2 separate regions of the Homo sapiens genome follow, and region 2 is linked to region 1. Evidence: read pairs that join two places in POLR2A ChIA-PET (ENCODE). Cell type or tissue: CD4-positive, alpha-beta T cell. All regions are shown on one strand.

The links. ChIA-PET counts read pairs that join two places held together with the same protein. Peaks named below come from ENCODE experiments on the same cell type or tissue, not always from the same donor. Only the 100,000 strongest peaks of a DNase experiment are listed, where the experiment ranks them.
Region 2: POLR2A ChIA-PET joins it to region 1 with 24 read pairs; 14 of 35 experiments call an interaction of 5 or more read pairs at or near these places.

Annotation. Positions count from the first base shown.
Region 1 is chr10:22,679,485-22,687,484 of GRCh38, reverse strand. All of the region lies in intron 1 of PIP4K2A (phosphatidylinositol-5-phosphate 4-kinase type 2 alpha), which reads left to right. Among named protein-coding and RNA genes, the nearest start is that of PIP4K2A, 31 kb to the left of the region's middle. RefSeq lists enhancers at 3,432-3,501, 4,042-4,261, 5,002-5,121. In CD4-positive, alpha-beta T cell, no CTCF peak of the experiment used is centred here; DNase peaks (open chromatin) are centred at 4,044, 4,804, 5,134, 5,614 and 2 weaker places; H3K4me3 peaks cover 1,574 bases; H3K27ac peaks cover 7,061 bases.
Region 2 is chr10:22,627,316-22,635,315 of GRCh38, reverse strand. The region is part of intron 1 of PIP4K2A (phosphatidylinositol-5-phosphate 4-kinase type 2 alpha); the gene reads left to right. Among named protein-coding and RNA genes, the nearest start is that of PIP4K2A, 83 kb to the left of the region's middle. In CD4-positive, alpha-beta T cell, no CTCF peak of the experiment used is centred here; DNase peaks (open chromatin) are centred at 3,135, 3,385, 4,495, 5,175 and 1 weaker place; H3K4me3 peaks cover 1,204 bases; H3K27ac peaks cover 7,786 bases.

The sequences.
Region 1 (8,000 bases):
ATGAACTCTAGGCCTCATGTTAATACATGAGGTCTACATTAGACCTCTAAACTTGTTCATCCTCTGTATCTGCTATTTTGTATCTTTTGACCTCCATCTCTTCATTTGGGCCTCCCTCCACCTCGGCTCTGATAACCATTGTTTGATTAAATGCATACCTGACCTTTTTAAAAAGAGTCCACATATAAAATCATGCAACATTTTTCTCTCTGTGCCTGGCGTATTTCACTTAACATAATGTCCTCCAGGTCACTTCGTGTTGTGGCAAATGGCAGGGTCTCAGGAAGGGTTTCTCTTTCATCTGAGGTCGACATTTCCTTCATCCTTTTTTTTTTTTTTTAATCTGACTTATTCTTGCCTACTTGAATTGCAGATTAGTATAGTGTCACATAGCATGCCGCATCATGAGCATATCAGAATATCACATTTAATGTATAAGAACTTAATCCAGTAAAACAAATAAGGTCTCATTTGCTATTTACGAGTGAGCATGTATGTGCTAAGTAACTGTGGAGCAGGAGACAGAATGTGCGCGTTCTTCAGCTGCGGAATACCTCTCATAACAGACGGCCCTAAATGCGCTTCTGGCGTCTCCAGACATGAAAAATTCAAATGGTCTAATTTAGCTGCGTCAGCGTGAGAAATTTAAAATGTTGAAATGTTACCTACTTTGTACCATACTCTACTTTATTCCTAGATTAAAGAAAAAAATAGAGGCTGGGCACGGTGGCTCACACCTATAATCCCATTCCTTTGGGAGACAAAGGTGGGAGGATTGCTAGAAGTCAGGAGTTTGAGACCAGCCTGGGCAACAAAGCAAGACCTCGTTTCTACTAAAAAAAAATTTTTTTAACTAATTAGTTGGTGTATGCCTGTGGTCTCAGTACTCAGGAGGCTGAGGTGGAACTTAAGCCCAGGAGTTCAAGGCTGCATTGAGCTTTGATTGCAACACTGCACTCCAGCTTGGGCAACAGAGTAAAACCCCATCTCTTAATTAAAAAATAAAAATCCAATAAGAAGAAAATAGAGCTTGCTTTCTTCAATTATTGAGTGACTTCTCAACCTAGTATAACTAACAGGAAGAAAAGTCTTTTTGATGCCTACTGATGTCAGTTTTCAGAACCCTGAAAGGAATCCAGGGGTTTAAAGTCCCCTCTCTCAAATGGTTTGTGGGGTTTAGTTAAGACGTAATTTGTGGAATCTATTGGGAGATTACATTTCCTTCAGGAGAGAAGAACAACTATCTAGGAGTTCAAGTTGTCCAAGGATTTGGCCAACTGCCTTTGGGAATAATGAGTTTCCTGTTCCTGAAATTATCCGAAATGTGCCGGTTCAGCATGTTTCCAAGTTGTTTTCCACAGTGATAGACAGGATGGATAAACACTCAAAAGCACAGCAGACTCCCATGGGCACTGTCGGAAGTTTGCAGCAATCTTGACACGCCCAGTATTACTCGATCCCTGCCTCACTTAAGGCGAATATTGGAATGAGAGGGAGAGGATGGCGTGGCATTGAATCTACTCACATTCATATATAAAAAGTAAATTAGAGAACTGTAATTGTTATTAAATTACAAACAACAAAATAGGTAACTGAGTATTGCAGTCACCAGTGTGAATGACTGGAGGTGTTGTCTGCTGACCTCATGGCCTGCCATTGCTGTGAGGGGCATGGCACCAGACGAGTGATAGGACTAGGTAGCTTTTCTCTTTCTCCCTCCCTGCCCCGCCGCCACCCCCACTTCTTCTCTTCTGTTGTCTCTTTTTTTCTGAGACAGTATCTGTCACCCAGGCTGGAATGCAGTGGTGGGATCATAGCTTACCACAGCCTCAATCTCCTGGGCTCAAGGGATCCTCCTGCATCAGCCTTAGCCCCCCTGGGTAGCTGAGACTAAAGGCACATGCCACCATGCCCAGCGAATTTTTAAAGTTTTTGTTTGTTTGTTTGTTTTTTATAGAAAATGGGTGTCACTTTGTTGATCAGGCCTGTCTTGAACTCCTGGCATCAAGTGATCCTCCTGCCTCAGCCTCCCAAAGAGCTGGGATCACAGGTGCAAGCCACTGTGCCCAACCCTTTTCACTTTCTTAACCCTGAGATTTTGATTCTGTCATGACCAAAATTTCACAAGGAAAATTGTCTTAATGATTCGCCTCTCTTCTGAAATTTTTTAGTATTATGATTCATTAATAGTATGACTTGATGCTAAATGTCCAAAACATTGTTTAATAAAATCAGTTGAAGAGTATACACTGGGACTCTTAAACTCCTTTTAAAAATTATCTGGATATAATCTCTTATGCTGTGTAATTATAAGTTGTACTTCTTATCTCATAACTTTAAATACTCAATTCAAGCAGAACCATTTTCAGAATCAAAGTCCTATTGAAAATGTAAACATTAGACTTCTTGAAAAAATATATACATGGCAGATCTACTGTGGTTGAAATTAAATGACAAGAGTGTCACCAGTAATGCGGTTTCTGTTATTGCACGGGTTCCACAGGTGTAAAAATAACCCTTACTAGCACCCTGTTTTACTAGCTGGACACTTGCCGAAATGGTCAGGAACACAAAAGTGAAGCAGCTGTGTATCGGACAGCTGTGGACAAGATGTCCATAAGCAGTGCTATAAGGACCCACCAAAGCACAACTTCAGATGACTTGGCAGGGCGGTGACATGCTGGGAAGCAACAGTCATGGGCTGTGCATTTTCACAGAAGTGTTCAAGGAACTCCAGGGTAATTTACAAATGGCCACTTTGCCATATGCCTGAGACACTGGAAAGATTTTTAGTGGGTGGCATCCTATAGACCAGGGATTGTTTTGATGCCAGGGAGCTCGAGCTGATACTGGACATTGGAAGGTGTGTCAGGTTTTCTGATAGACAAATTATGTTTCACTAATAGAATGTTTTGTTTGAGGTAGGGAATATTTTTAAGAGGACAAGGAAAGCCAATAGGTATATTTTTAAAAATTATGAACATATATGTATAAGAAACAGTATAATGAAACAAGCGCATTACAAAGAATAATGATAAAACACATTGTGTGTTAGCTTTTGGCAGAAGGAATATAAGCTTAAAAGTTTTTTAAACAACTTTCTTTGGCAAAAGAAGTAGAGGCAGTGGCAATCAAAGAAAAAATAAGGGATTCAGACAAAGCGTACCTAGTATTAACTGTTAGTACCACAGATACTAATGCTGGTTTTTAATTAAAACGACCCAATCAGTAATGTCTTTGAGATTGCCTAAATTTACATTTTGCTCTCAAGTATTTTTAAGTCATAAAACAGCAAGCCAGTGGGGAAAATAAACTGAAAGATGGTTTGCCACAGGCCTGAAACTGTGAGTGGGGAAGTTGGCATACTAAATTGTAATACAGACAGATGTGAGGTAATGCATTTAAGGGGGGGAAAAAGACTACATTCTACACACAAAGTAATGGGCTCCAGGCTTCTTGTGAGTATTTCAGATAGGAATCATTCAGTTTCTAATGGGTATTTGGCCGATGTGGTGCTTATTGTAGCCAGGAACGTTCCGGGCAAGGAAGCGCTGGGCGATTCCAGGAGAGATATAAAGAAAATATTTCAAGATCTGACACACTTTGAATTGTGTGTGTGTGTGTGTGTGTGTGTGTGTGTGTGTGTGTGAACTGCTTGGTAGGAAAGCTACAAGAGAGACTGGGAAAGGCTAAGGGAGGGGCGACTGAAAGAGGTACCAAACCATGAGAAGAAATTACAGTCAGGAGGGACGCTGCAGTCTGGAAAGATGAAGCTGTGATTAAAAACCATGATAAACACGTGCTCAACAGACTTCTTTATCAAACCCTGCAGAAGGGAACAGAAGAAAGCAGTTGCTGCTTGAGGGGGAAAGTTAATGGAAGAAGAAAATAACTTGTTTTCGACAGTTGACAAAGCAGTTTCACCTTTGTCATCTCACCTGACCTGTACCCAGCACTGAGGAGAAGGCTGGGGACAAGTCATTATTCACATTTGACAGATGAGCAAACAGATCAGAGTAAGTGACTCGGCTAAGTCCACACTGTCAGCTCTGCGGTCAGGATCAAACCTGGCTCTGACTCAGGTCCCCTTGCACTTGGCCCACCTCTGAGTTGCGAAAACTTGGGGTCTGTACCACAGCATGGAAGACTTAGGATCACTGTGAAAAACTGTGACTTAAGATCACAGTGAAAAACGGCAAATGCAAATACTGTTAAAGCCTTGACTCGGTGGTATGAGCAGAACTCATAAGAGTTGAGTCAGAGAGCAGTCCAGGTGTCTTCAGCTCAGATAGCTGCCCTTGCTAGAGAGGCTGCTGGTTGAACAGTAATTTATCAGCTTGATCCAACATAAAGTTTCTTCATTTTTATTTATACTGTACTGTCGTGTCAGCTGTTTTTGTTGTTGTTGTTGTTGTTGTTGTTTTTCTTTTTCTTTTCTTTTTGGCTTCAGAAATGGCCTCAGCTACGCAAAAATAAAGAAGGATCTGAAAGATCAGTCTTGTTGTAAAGAAGACAGCAGGTGACATGGTAGATGACCGCACATTGTTCATTCCCAAGGTCATGGGTAGTGCCAGGATTTTCAGACGCAAATGATGCATATGTAAAGATGACTGGACCATCTGTGTCTCTTCAGATCCTGTTGCAATTACCAAGTGTTCCCAGCAAGGGTTAATGTGGTGTGTGAACCTGACTAACCTCAGGTTCTAGTTCTCCCTCCCTGAGTAGAGAGTCTAGGAGCCAAGTTCAGACTGGCTCAGTCTGGAGGAATTCACAAGTGAGGCAGGTTTAATGGAAGAACAGATACTCTGAGGTTTTGGAGGGCCTGTGATGTGCTTGTCAGCGGGTTCCTGCTTCTGCCACCCCCACCACGGAGCACCAACCATGTGGTTTGTTCTTTGTGTACTTTGTTAGCTAAACTCTCAAGTGTCAAGTTGATGGCACTTTTTTTTTAGGTTCATGGACACTGTTACTGTCCAATAATTTGTAAGTCAGCAATGCTTTGTTTTATCAGTAAAATAAAACACTATATTAGGAATAGCATGATCAGAACAGGGTGGTTTCCTAATTTTTAGATTGCTGGCCTTTTCTAGAAAATAAAGGCAAGGTGTGCATACTTGAGGTTTGAGGGCTACCATTGCCTCCTGGCAGAGGAAATGAGTAGGCCTGATAGTTGCTAGGTTAAAAAGAAACAGTAGTTGAAATACTGAGAAAAGTTTAATGAAAAGTAACTTTGGCTCTTAAGTAGAACAGTTTGAGGACAGTGAAAAATTCAGTAGCTAAGGGTTGTGTGCTCTCTACACAGGGATGGTGTGTGGATTTGTGGATAAGGTATGCAACAGAGTACTCCTCTTTGAGCATTTTTATATCTTGAATTAACTATAGCACAGGAGTTGGCAGACTATGGCTTGTGGGCCAGATCTGGCCCGCTGCTTGTTTTTGTGTGGCCACGAACTAAGGATAGTTTTTACGTATGTACAAAAAAAAAAATGGTTTTCTAAAAAAGTATTTCATAATGTGAAAATTCTATGAAATTCAAATTTCAGTGTCTGTAGATAAGTTTGATTGGAACAGAGCCACACTCATTTGTTTGCCAGTTTGTAGCTGCTCAAACAGCAGAGGTGAGTCATTGTGACAGAGACTGTGTGGCCCGCAGAGCCTAGAATTATTTACTGTCTAACCCTTGCAGGGAAAGTTAGTCAGTTTCTGCTACAGTAAAATATTGCTGGTAGCTGAAATTAGGAGTTTTCACCTCTTTTCCTGCGTTTTATTTTTTAATTTTAATTTAATTTTATTTATTTTATTTTTTTTTAGAAATAGGGTCTTGCTCTGTCACACAGGCTAGAGTACAGTGGCGCCATCATGGCTCAATGCAGCCTCTACCCCCCAGGCTCAAGGCATCCTCCTACCTCAGCCTCTTGAGTATGTGGGACCACAGGTGCATGCCACCACACCTGGCTAATTTTTAAAATTTTTTGAAGAGACAAGGTCTCACTGTGTTGCCAAGGCTGGTCTCAAACTCTGAAACTTAAACAGTCCTCCTGCCTGGGCCTCTCAAGGTGATGGGATTACAGGCATGAGCCACTGTGTCTGGCTGAGAAGCCAGGTCTTGAGAAGCCAGGTGGCTCAGAAGGCCTAGCTGACAGTGTAGGGGAGACAGAGGTCCCCTCCAACCTCCCTTTAGCTCTTAGTGGGCTCTTCAGCTGGATCTAGAAGTCAGGTTGACATCAGGCAGATTAATAGGAGAAAGGAATACAAATTTTCTTAGTGTTACTTGCACCTGGGAATCTTTAAAAGAGTGAAATCCAAAGGAATTGGCCAAAGCAAGACACTTTTATGCTGAGAACGATACATTTGAGAAGAAATGACAAGAAAAAATCTGGGGCAGTACATTTCTAGGGGAGTCACTGGGAGGATACATGGGGAGTATAAAACAGGTAGAAGATAAGGGCTACTTCCAGAAATTTCCTTATTCAGGTTAGTTGCATCTTCCAAACCCTAGTCTCTGGGATAAGGGCTATTTTCTCGCCTGAATAGGTGAGGGGCCCCTCCCAAAGGAATCTTTGTGGCTTGCTACATGCAGGAAGACCCAGGTCACCTGGCTTGTTGGGGTCAAGTTGGAATCTACAACTTTTTCAGTGTTTTCAGCTCACACTAATCAATATAAAAATCCGGCATATTTTGGGATGGCATGTCCTTCACTCTTTGAACAACATCACCAAGACCTCAATACATGTGTAGGGTCACCTTGGATCACCAGCCCTCGCTGAGCTGTCGCAGGAACACAATGTTGAGCCTCCTTGAGTTCTTGACCCATGTCATTATGAGCCAATAAAATGGCAGTGGTTTTAAGCCATGAAGTTTTGGGGTGTTTTTTACGCAGTGTTACTTAACTGAAAAGGACTAGGGATGTATGCTAGCCTTTTTATTGTCATTCATGACAGAGGGAAAATACCCTCTCATCCAGGATGTTAGTAAAGAATGTAGTTAAATCCTTCTGCCACTTGAGTTCCTGGTACGTGTGGCTCATCTAAGACATTAAATGCTATTTTTATGATTATAAAAACAATGCATGCTTATTGGAGAAGATTTAGAAAAGGATAGAAAATTCTAAAGCACAATATTTAAATTACTCATAATTCGGCCATCTAAAGATAATCACGATTAATACCAGCCTTTTCTTTAAAAATATATTCTTGTTTTATAAAATTTATTTATAGTTTTGTACTCTGCTTTATTCGTGTAGTAAACAAGCATATTTCAAAAACATAATTTTTAATGACCACAGCAGCCCATTTAAGTGGATTTAAAAATCCACATAATTCAAAAGTAGTGCATGGTCTTCATTTTTTGTTTCTAGGTTTGCTAGAGTATTTTTTTTTAAAGGAATCCTTTTTAAAGACAGCTTTATTGAGATATAATTCACATATGATATAAAGTGTACAATTCAAATACCATTTAGAATATGCAATTCATTGCTTTTTAGTATATTTACTAAAATGTATATATTTTTATATACTATTTAAATATAGGGGTTGTATAACCATTCTCAATCTAATCTTAGAACATTTTCATCCTCTCTAAAAGAAACCTAAACCTTATTTCCCCCAACCCCTACCCCCAGCCCTAGGCAACCACTAATCTGCTTCCTGTCTCTGTAGATTTGTATGTGGGCTTTTGTGACTGGCTTTGTTCATTTGGCATAAGGTTTCCAAGGTTCATCCACATTGTACCTTGTAACAATACTTAATTCCTTTTTATGGGGGTCAAGGCATATTCTATTGTGTGGATAGACCACATTTTGTTTATCCTTTCACCCATTAATGGACCTTTGGATTGTGTTCATGTTTTGGCTATTACGAATAATGCTGCTATGAACATTTGTGTAGAAGTTTTTGTGTGGACCCATGTTTTTATTTTTCCTGGGTACATACCTAGTAGTGAAATTGTTGGGTTATATGGTACCTCTGTGTTTAATTTTCTGAGGAATGGCCAAAGCAACT
Region 2 (8,000 bases), 52 kb after region 1:
ATCCCAGTTGGCACCAGAGCAGGACGGTTGTTACATTCGATGAACCTGCCATAACATTTCATTGTCAACCACAGTTCACAGTTGACATTAGGGTTCTCTCTGTGTTGTACATTCTGTGGGTTTTGGCAAGTGTATAATGATACATACCCACCATTATATTAATAGTATGATACAGAATAGTGTCACTGCCCCCCAAATCTGTCGTGCTTCACCTCTGCCTCCCTCCCTCCCCCAAATGTGCTGCACTTCTCATACTCACCTCACTGTTTCTGTTGCTCACCTATGACTCTCTCCACCCCATCGTAGTCTTCTGTTACTATATAGATCTCTAAAAGATGTAGATTACATCTTTGAAATCCCAGTTAAAGTGCAGTCATTATCTCCTAAGACCCAGGTTTTATAGAAATTGGAAATTTTCTTTGGGGACACAAGCCACTAAGGTTAGTGGTTACTTAAGATGAAACTTGACAGGGGAGACATTTTACAGCCTAGTAAAGGTCAGTAAGTATTTGGTGACATTAGAGATGATTTATGCTTTATGTCATAGTTGTGTATGCTCCCTCCTAAATGGTTTCTCTATAGATTAAAAAAAATGTATGCTTCCTAAAACACTTTACACCTCTGCTATGGAGAGGGAGAGAGAGAAAGAGAGAAGAATTGGACCTTGGACAGGAATACATAAGTGCATCCTTCTTTAAGGCAGTCTCCATTTCTAATGTGAATAATAACCTCTTAATTGGTTTTCTAAATTTGGACTTATAAAAGATCCTATTATAAGAAACAAGCGAGTAAATGCCAAACAGGTTAACAGTAACATATGCAGAATATGGTATAATATTGCTGCAAAGAACTCGGCCAAAACGGATACAGCGTTCTAAAGTTGTTGGAACAGCCTTGTCAGCAAGTGTCTAAATGTTCCCCCAAATCTGTAACCGCTAAAGGAAACAAACTTGAAAATAAACAAGAAGTACCATAGGAAAGGAAGGTGATACACCAGAGCAAGACATTACAGTTTCCTATAGCAAAAGGTGTGATGCATGATAGTTTTAGATTGGCCAGCAGTAATGAAACAGGCAAGGCCACTTCTGTTCTGTCCCGTCCTCTTTGGCTGGGCTCTTTGGTCTCTTCTGTGATTTGTGGACACAGTTTTCACAGGTGCTCAGGGTGGCATTGCCTCTCAGCTGCTCTGTGAAATATCAGCTGCAGGTTCTATGTTGAGTTCATGTTCATAGTGACTCTAAGTCCCATAATCATATTTTGATTTAACTACATTTTGTTTTCAATAAAAGTCAGCAAAGATCTATTAAGCGTCTACTCTGGGGCAGCCCTCTGGGGACAGTGATGACAATGACAGTGAAGTGCCTGAGCCAGGCACTGTTGTGGACTCCGTTTTTCCTCACAGCAGCTCCACGCTCCTAGCACTGCATCTGAGATGCCTTGAGAAGCCGACACTCACTTTTCTACCTGTGAATTCGCTTGCTTGGCCTCCCGCTTGCTTATGCCCAGTTGCCTCCATACTGGGGCAAAGATCCGAGAAAACAAAACTACATGCGAGTGTTTAGCATTTATTGTTTCCTTGGTGACCAGTTGTGTGAAGCATTTTTGGAACATATTGCAGACAGCTCTGGGTGTGGCGAGAAGGAATGACGGTCCGGGTGAGAAGGACTCAGCGCCTGCCATGTCTCGGATCCCTTTGACCTGGGTTTCTTGCCCCAAGGTCCCCTCCCCTGCCTGTACCCTTTGCTCCTGGCTCCAAGGAGCACCCCAAAGTTCCAGCCTATCCTGAATGATGAAGATAATTATATTTTTTCCCTCTCCTTACTGGTAGCTGGGACAAAGTTGGGATTTTTTTCCATGAAGGTATTTTTACTGTGGGTAAGTGGGTAAAATAAAAAGAGCAGAGGATCGCATAGACTTACAGAAAGTGAGTGTGTTCTACAGAAAGGCTGTGTGTTTGTTTAATCTAGCTCCCATCTACCTCGTAAGCAGCTTTCCCTCCGGCTACTTTAAGTAGTTGAGCAGGTTTTTCTTTTTCTTTTAAAAAATTATGTCCCTTTCATTTATTTATGTGTTTATAAAACAAGAGGCAGTTGAGAGCCATGGCCAAGAGCCCAGGTTCTGGAGCTGTGTTGCCCAGATCTGAATCCCCTGCGCCATGCAAAGGTCTCTGTGACCTTGAGCCATCACTTAACTCAGCCTCTGCTTTCCTACTGTAAAGAGGGGGGCTGTGTAATAGTTGTGCCCATTTCACAGGGTTAAGGTGGTTACATGGGAGGCTATTGGGGTGGTTAGCAGATACCCGATGTATACTAAGCCTTAAATAAAAGTTAGCCTTAGTGATGTATTGTTATGGGCCATTTTTTGAAATGATGAATGTTGAGGATGAAAAGGGGCCATACAAATAGAAAACCAAAGAATATAAAACAAAATATGAAACTCAACCGCTTCCTACAAGTAAGATATTTTTTTCTTTTGATTGGAAATTATCCATCAAATTTGATAATGTAAGAGAGTCAAGAATATATTATGTCCTATTTCCCCCTACCTTTTTTCCCCATAATTTTTATTTCAAAATAAGCTCTAGAGATTCTTAGCTGGTTCAGCAGGTCATGGAGTAAAATTAAAAAATAACAATGAAGGGGCACTGAGCTAGGTGCCAGGGATATGAGTGTGCCTGGTGGCCTACACCGGAGGTCATGCTTCTTGCACATGGAATAGAGCAGATGACATTGCTTATCCCAGTGGGGTGTGAGAGAAATACTCCAATTAATTGTATGTAAGGTGCATTTTGTGGCATAAAAATGACAAATCCAGCTAACACCAACTTGTCAACTTTAGTAAGGATGGTGCAGATTATTAGGGAGAAAAACAATGTTGTACATACTATACTAAAAATACCATTTTAATGTTTGTTTTTATTTTCATTTTGAAACAATTTCAGACATAAAAATGTAGCAAAAATAATACAAAGAACTCCCATATGGCCTTCACCCAGATGCTAACATCTTATATAACAAATAGTACAGTTATGAATATGAGGAAACTAACACTGATACAAGATGACTGCGTAATAATAGAAAGCTCTTATTTACATTTCCGCACTCATTCCACTTTTGTTTTCTTTCTTGTCCAGGATCACCTGATGCATTTGGTTGTCATGTCTCTTAGTCTCCTTTAATCTGGACTATTTCCTGTCTTTGTCTATCATGACCTTTACACTTTTCATGAAGACTGGTTATTTTGTAGAATGGCTCTCACCGAGAGCTTGCTTCCTAATGATTACATTCATTATGCAGTTTTCACGAGAATACCAGAGCGTTAGTGTTGTGTCCATCTCAGCGCACGTATCAGAAGGCGCGTGATGTCCACTGATCTCATCACTGAAGCTGTTGACTCTGGTCAGTTGGTTACGGTGATGTCAGTGTCAGCTCTCTCCACTGTTAAGTCACTGTTGTTTCCCTTTGTTCTTAAGTATGTTGTGGGAGATACTTAGAGATTGTGTAAATATCCTGTTTCTCAGCATACTTTTGCTCAAAAAAATTGAACATTTATTGCTGATTCTTAATGTGTAACAGTTATTACTGTGGTATTTGCAAATTGCTGATTTTTTAATTTTCATTATTCCTTCTACATAGTTGAAATTGTACTGTAAGGAAGAGTTTCCTCTTCTTCCATAGAACGTGAAATCATAGATTCTTATTCTATGGCTACTGTATTAGTCTGCTTAGACCCACCACCAAAATGCCATCAGTTGGACGGCTTAAATAACAGATACTTATTATCTCCCAGTTCTGGAAGCTGGAAAGTTCAAGATCAGGGTTCTGACAGGGTTCGGTTTCTGGTGAGGGGTCTCTTTCTGGCCTGCAGATGACCACCTTCTGCCCCTGTCCTCACATGGTGGGCCTGGGCTGGGGATGGGGGCATTGAGCTCTTTGGTGTCTGTACTTAAAAGGACATTAATTCCATCAGATCAGGGCCCACCCTGATGAACTCATTTAGCCTTAAATACCTCCTAAGGGCCCCATCTCCAAACAAAGTCACACTCGAGGTTAGGGTTGCATTGTAGGAATTTGGGGGAGACAAAAACATTGAGCCCATGACAGTTACAGTCTGTTATTATCACTATTTACAAAAAGGTTATTAAAAAATATTTGGAAGAGGGATTATTGCTAAAGCAAAGAAACTCTGTATTGACCATCAATACAAAGTAAAACTGAACGTCGTATCCTGTGGTGTGTTAGTATACCGTGTGTGGCCTGTTGTGCTGCTTTCTGGGCAGGGTGCATGACTTGGCTCCTGATCGCGAGAAGCTGTCATTTTAGTTCCTACCTACTCTCTTGTCCCTGTTGCCATGTTCCTGTCCATTAGTATTTAGTCTTGTAAGAAGAATAAGAGAATTGATGTGTCAAACCTTGCCTGAGTCTGCTGGCTTAATTGGGTGGATGATGATGGAAGGTGAGAGGACCCAGAACCCAAGTATGTTGTAGTAATTGATAGATGGTGAGTCATCCCTGCAATTTGCATATCCTGTCCCAGCTTTAGAGGACTGTTGGGGATTTTGAAACCAAAACTTAACAGAATATGAATTCTGCTGTTGCTCAAGTTTTTGAGTTTGTTACCCTTTGTGGCTCATTCTGAAGTTTTGCTGATAATCATATATTTGCTAATGTCTAAAAACAGAACGGTTGGGTCACTGCTGTAAGGCAGATAAATACAGCAGTTCTAGAACCTGCTGACTTGGTGGATTCACATCTACAAGGGAAAGCAGTTTTCGTTGTAAAAATCCCCATTTCATGTATAAGAAAGATGATTCCTATCTAGTCATGTTTTTAACAGTCATCTAGTAATTCTGTATTTTAACATCTAAGTAGCTACTTATATTCTGAATAGCTACAAAGCAGAGCACTTGAAACAATCTTTAAAACATAGGGCTAGAGGAAAAAATATAAACCACATGATTAAACTGTTATGGTGATCATCAGGGACAGTGTAAATCATTATGGAAATTAGGTGGAGGAAATGGCATTGTATCATTACCAGCTTCATATCAAACAAAAAGGCTGTTTGATATGAAACCCCAGCCCTCCAAATAACTGGGACCACAAGTGCATGCCACCATACCTGGCTTTTTTTTTTTTTTTGTAGTCATGAAGTCGCCCTGTGTTTCACAGGCTGGTGTTAAAACTCCTGACCTTAAGCGTCTTCCCTCCTTGGCCTTCCCAACATGCTGGGATTACAAGCATGAGCTACTGCGCCTGGCCTTGGGTGTGCTTTTGGAGTCAGATGGAAACTTCTTGAGAAATACAGAGAGCATCTTGTAGCTAGTCCAGTCAACCAAAGACATTTTTGGAGAACATCTAATACCGCTTCCTTTTGTCATCTAGTGAAAGTAAAATATCTTTTTTTCTTAATCCTGTTTTGAAGACATCTTATAGAAAGGAGGGCTCCCCTGCTCACTCCTTCTTTAGAATTGAACACTTTTATTATCACATGTATCATGTATCTACATGTGCTAATAAAAACAAAAACTACAGCAAAGACTGGGTTGTCTTTGGTTGGAATAGGAAATATATTTCCTCTAGAGTGTTAAAAAGGGTAAGAGAAAACTAGTGAAACTGATTTAGCTAATTTAGTCAACAAGTTAGGAAAATGACATTTCCTAAAGTTCTGATGGGGTTAGCTCTACCTCCTCAGTGGAAATAGTAAACCACCTGGAATTTTACTTTTAGTATATGTCATTATTTGTATTTTAAATTTATCTTCAGTGTTGTTTATATATTACTTTAAAGTCACTCTTGATTTTTTTAATTATAATACAGAACTTTGTTTTCTTTTAAAAGGACAACTTATTTTATAGTTAGCATAGATTGCTTTCCTCGAAATAAAAATTGTCATTCCATTCTAGCATCCTCTGCCAATTGCAGTATGACTCGAGGTATGACTGCAGTTGTCTTAGAATCATAGGTCTAGTGAGTGCTTTAGGCTTCCACATTTTTGAAAAGAATGCAAGTATGGTGGACCTTTAACCACATAAAAGTAAAATATTAAATGAAGCATGCTTTTAATAGCCATCCTGTCATTTTTAAGGTTTCAATAGTGTATGTTTAGAGGCAGTGAATTTAAAAGTGTTTGTATATTAAAGCTTAATAATCCTTAAGCATTATTAAGTTTCTGGTAAATTGTTCTGTTTGATGGGCTGTCAACAAATCATGTGGAAATAAGAGAGAAAATTGTTGTTTTGGATTTTTTTAGCAAGGAGAGTTATGTAAACCAAAAACAAAATTCTGAGGTCCCCAAACCATCTGAACGGACCCCTCCTGTAGGCCAAGGGTGTTCCAAAGTTAACCTGAAAAACGTGTTCAGGCCATGATGGAAGAGGGGGTTGGACATGCCTCATTCTACCATTTTCCCTTTTGGAATTCAGGAGAAGCCAACCAGCATTAACCTCAACACAGATCTTAAGTCTGATAAGAAGCATTTACAGTCTGTTCTTTCTGAAGCTTGCTACCTGAAGGCTTCATCTGCATGATATACCCTTGGTTTCCAAAACCCCTTATCCTAACTCAGACATTGCTTTCTATAGAATAACTCTTTGAACCAGTTGCCAATCAGAAAATTTTTCAATCTACCTATGACCTGGAAGGCCTGCCTTCCCCTGCTTCAAGATGTCCTAACCAATGTGAATCTTACGTGTATCTGATATCTCATGTCTCCCTAAAATGTGTGAAACTAGGCTCTGCCCCAGCCTCCTTGGGCACATGTTCTTAAGATTTCCTGAAGGCTCTGTCATGAGCCGTTGGTCACTCATATTTGGCTCACAATAAACCTCTTCACATTACAGAGTTTGACTCTTCGTTGACGTTACTGTTTCCTGAGTATACAGCAACAATTTAAAGCATTTAGGGTACAATTTTTTCTGTGATTTTTGAGACTTTTTCTAACGATCAAGATTCATACTATAAAAAGGACTTAAATAATGGATATGAACATTTATAAGTTTGAGATGCTGTGCACATTTACAAAAACAAACAACTTCTTCAAAAATTGCTTGGCTGGTGGAATTAGTCTGTGGAGAATATTTTATTGAATTTATTTTATGCCAGTAAAATAATCTTTTAGTAAGTCATCTTGTGTTTAATCAGTCTAAACTTTGGTAACTTGGTAAACAGAAACTTAATCATTGGCATTGTAGCTTTTGGGTTTCTGAGAGATCATTATGAATATCAGGATTTTTCTTTGCTAGATATAATAGTAAAATCACTTTAAAAGTTTATAACCCAGGGAATGAGTTTAAAATTTGGTCAACAACTGTTTCTTGTAGTTGGTTCCTGGGATGTACCAAGTGTGCAAAAATGAATAGATCTAGTCCCCACCCTTAAGGTAGCTGTAATATTGTAGGGAATAATGACAACCATAGGCCAACTTTTCTCTCATTAGGAAAAATTGTGTTTTATCCTGTTGTGACAGCTAATGCTTATATTCTTACATTCTCCCTAGACTGTCTTTACATAAGAAATTACTAGAGTCCTCAAATAAAGAATATCATGGGGATTCTTAAATTTGACAGTAAAAGACCTTGCACACAGGCAAAGCCCTTGCATGGTGAGGTGGCAGCAATGAAAGCACAATGTGTCATGTATCCCAGCAGGTTTGTACAAAGCCACAGCCAGTGGCTTTCCTTATCTTTTTTTTTTTTTTTTTTTTTTTTTTTTTTTTTTTTTTTTATTACATATTAGCTTTTGGTTAAACAAATGCAGGTCTATTTTCAGTATTTCTTTCACATTCTTGATGAGCAGGGAAAGGCAATGTATTAGAGTTTATGTAAAAGAGATATTTGTGAGAAAATATTAAAGAAACTAATACGCTATTTAAGATCTGTATTATTCACCTAATAACCTTTGAGAGATCACTTAGGGCAATCTATGCTGTTCCTAGGAATATGTGTGTGATGCTGGGTGGTTTGGTGGGAGAGACTGTGAGAGTTAAATACTCACAGTCTG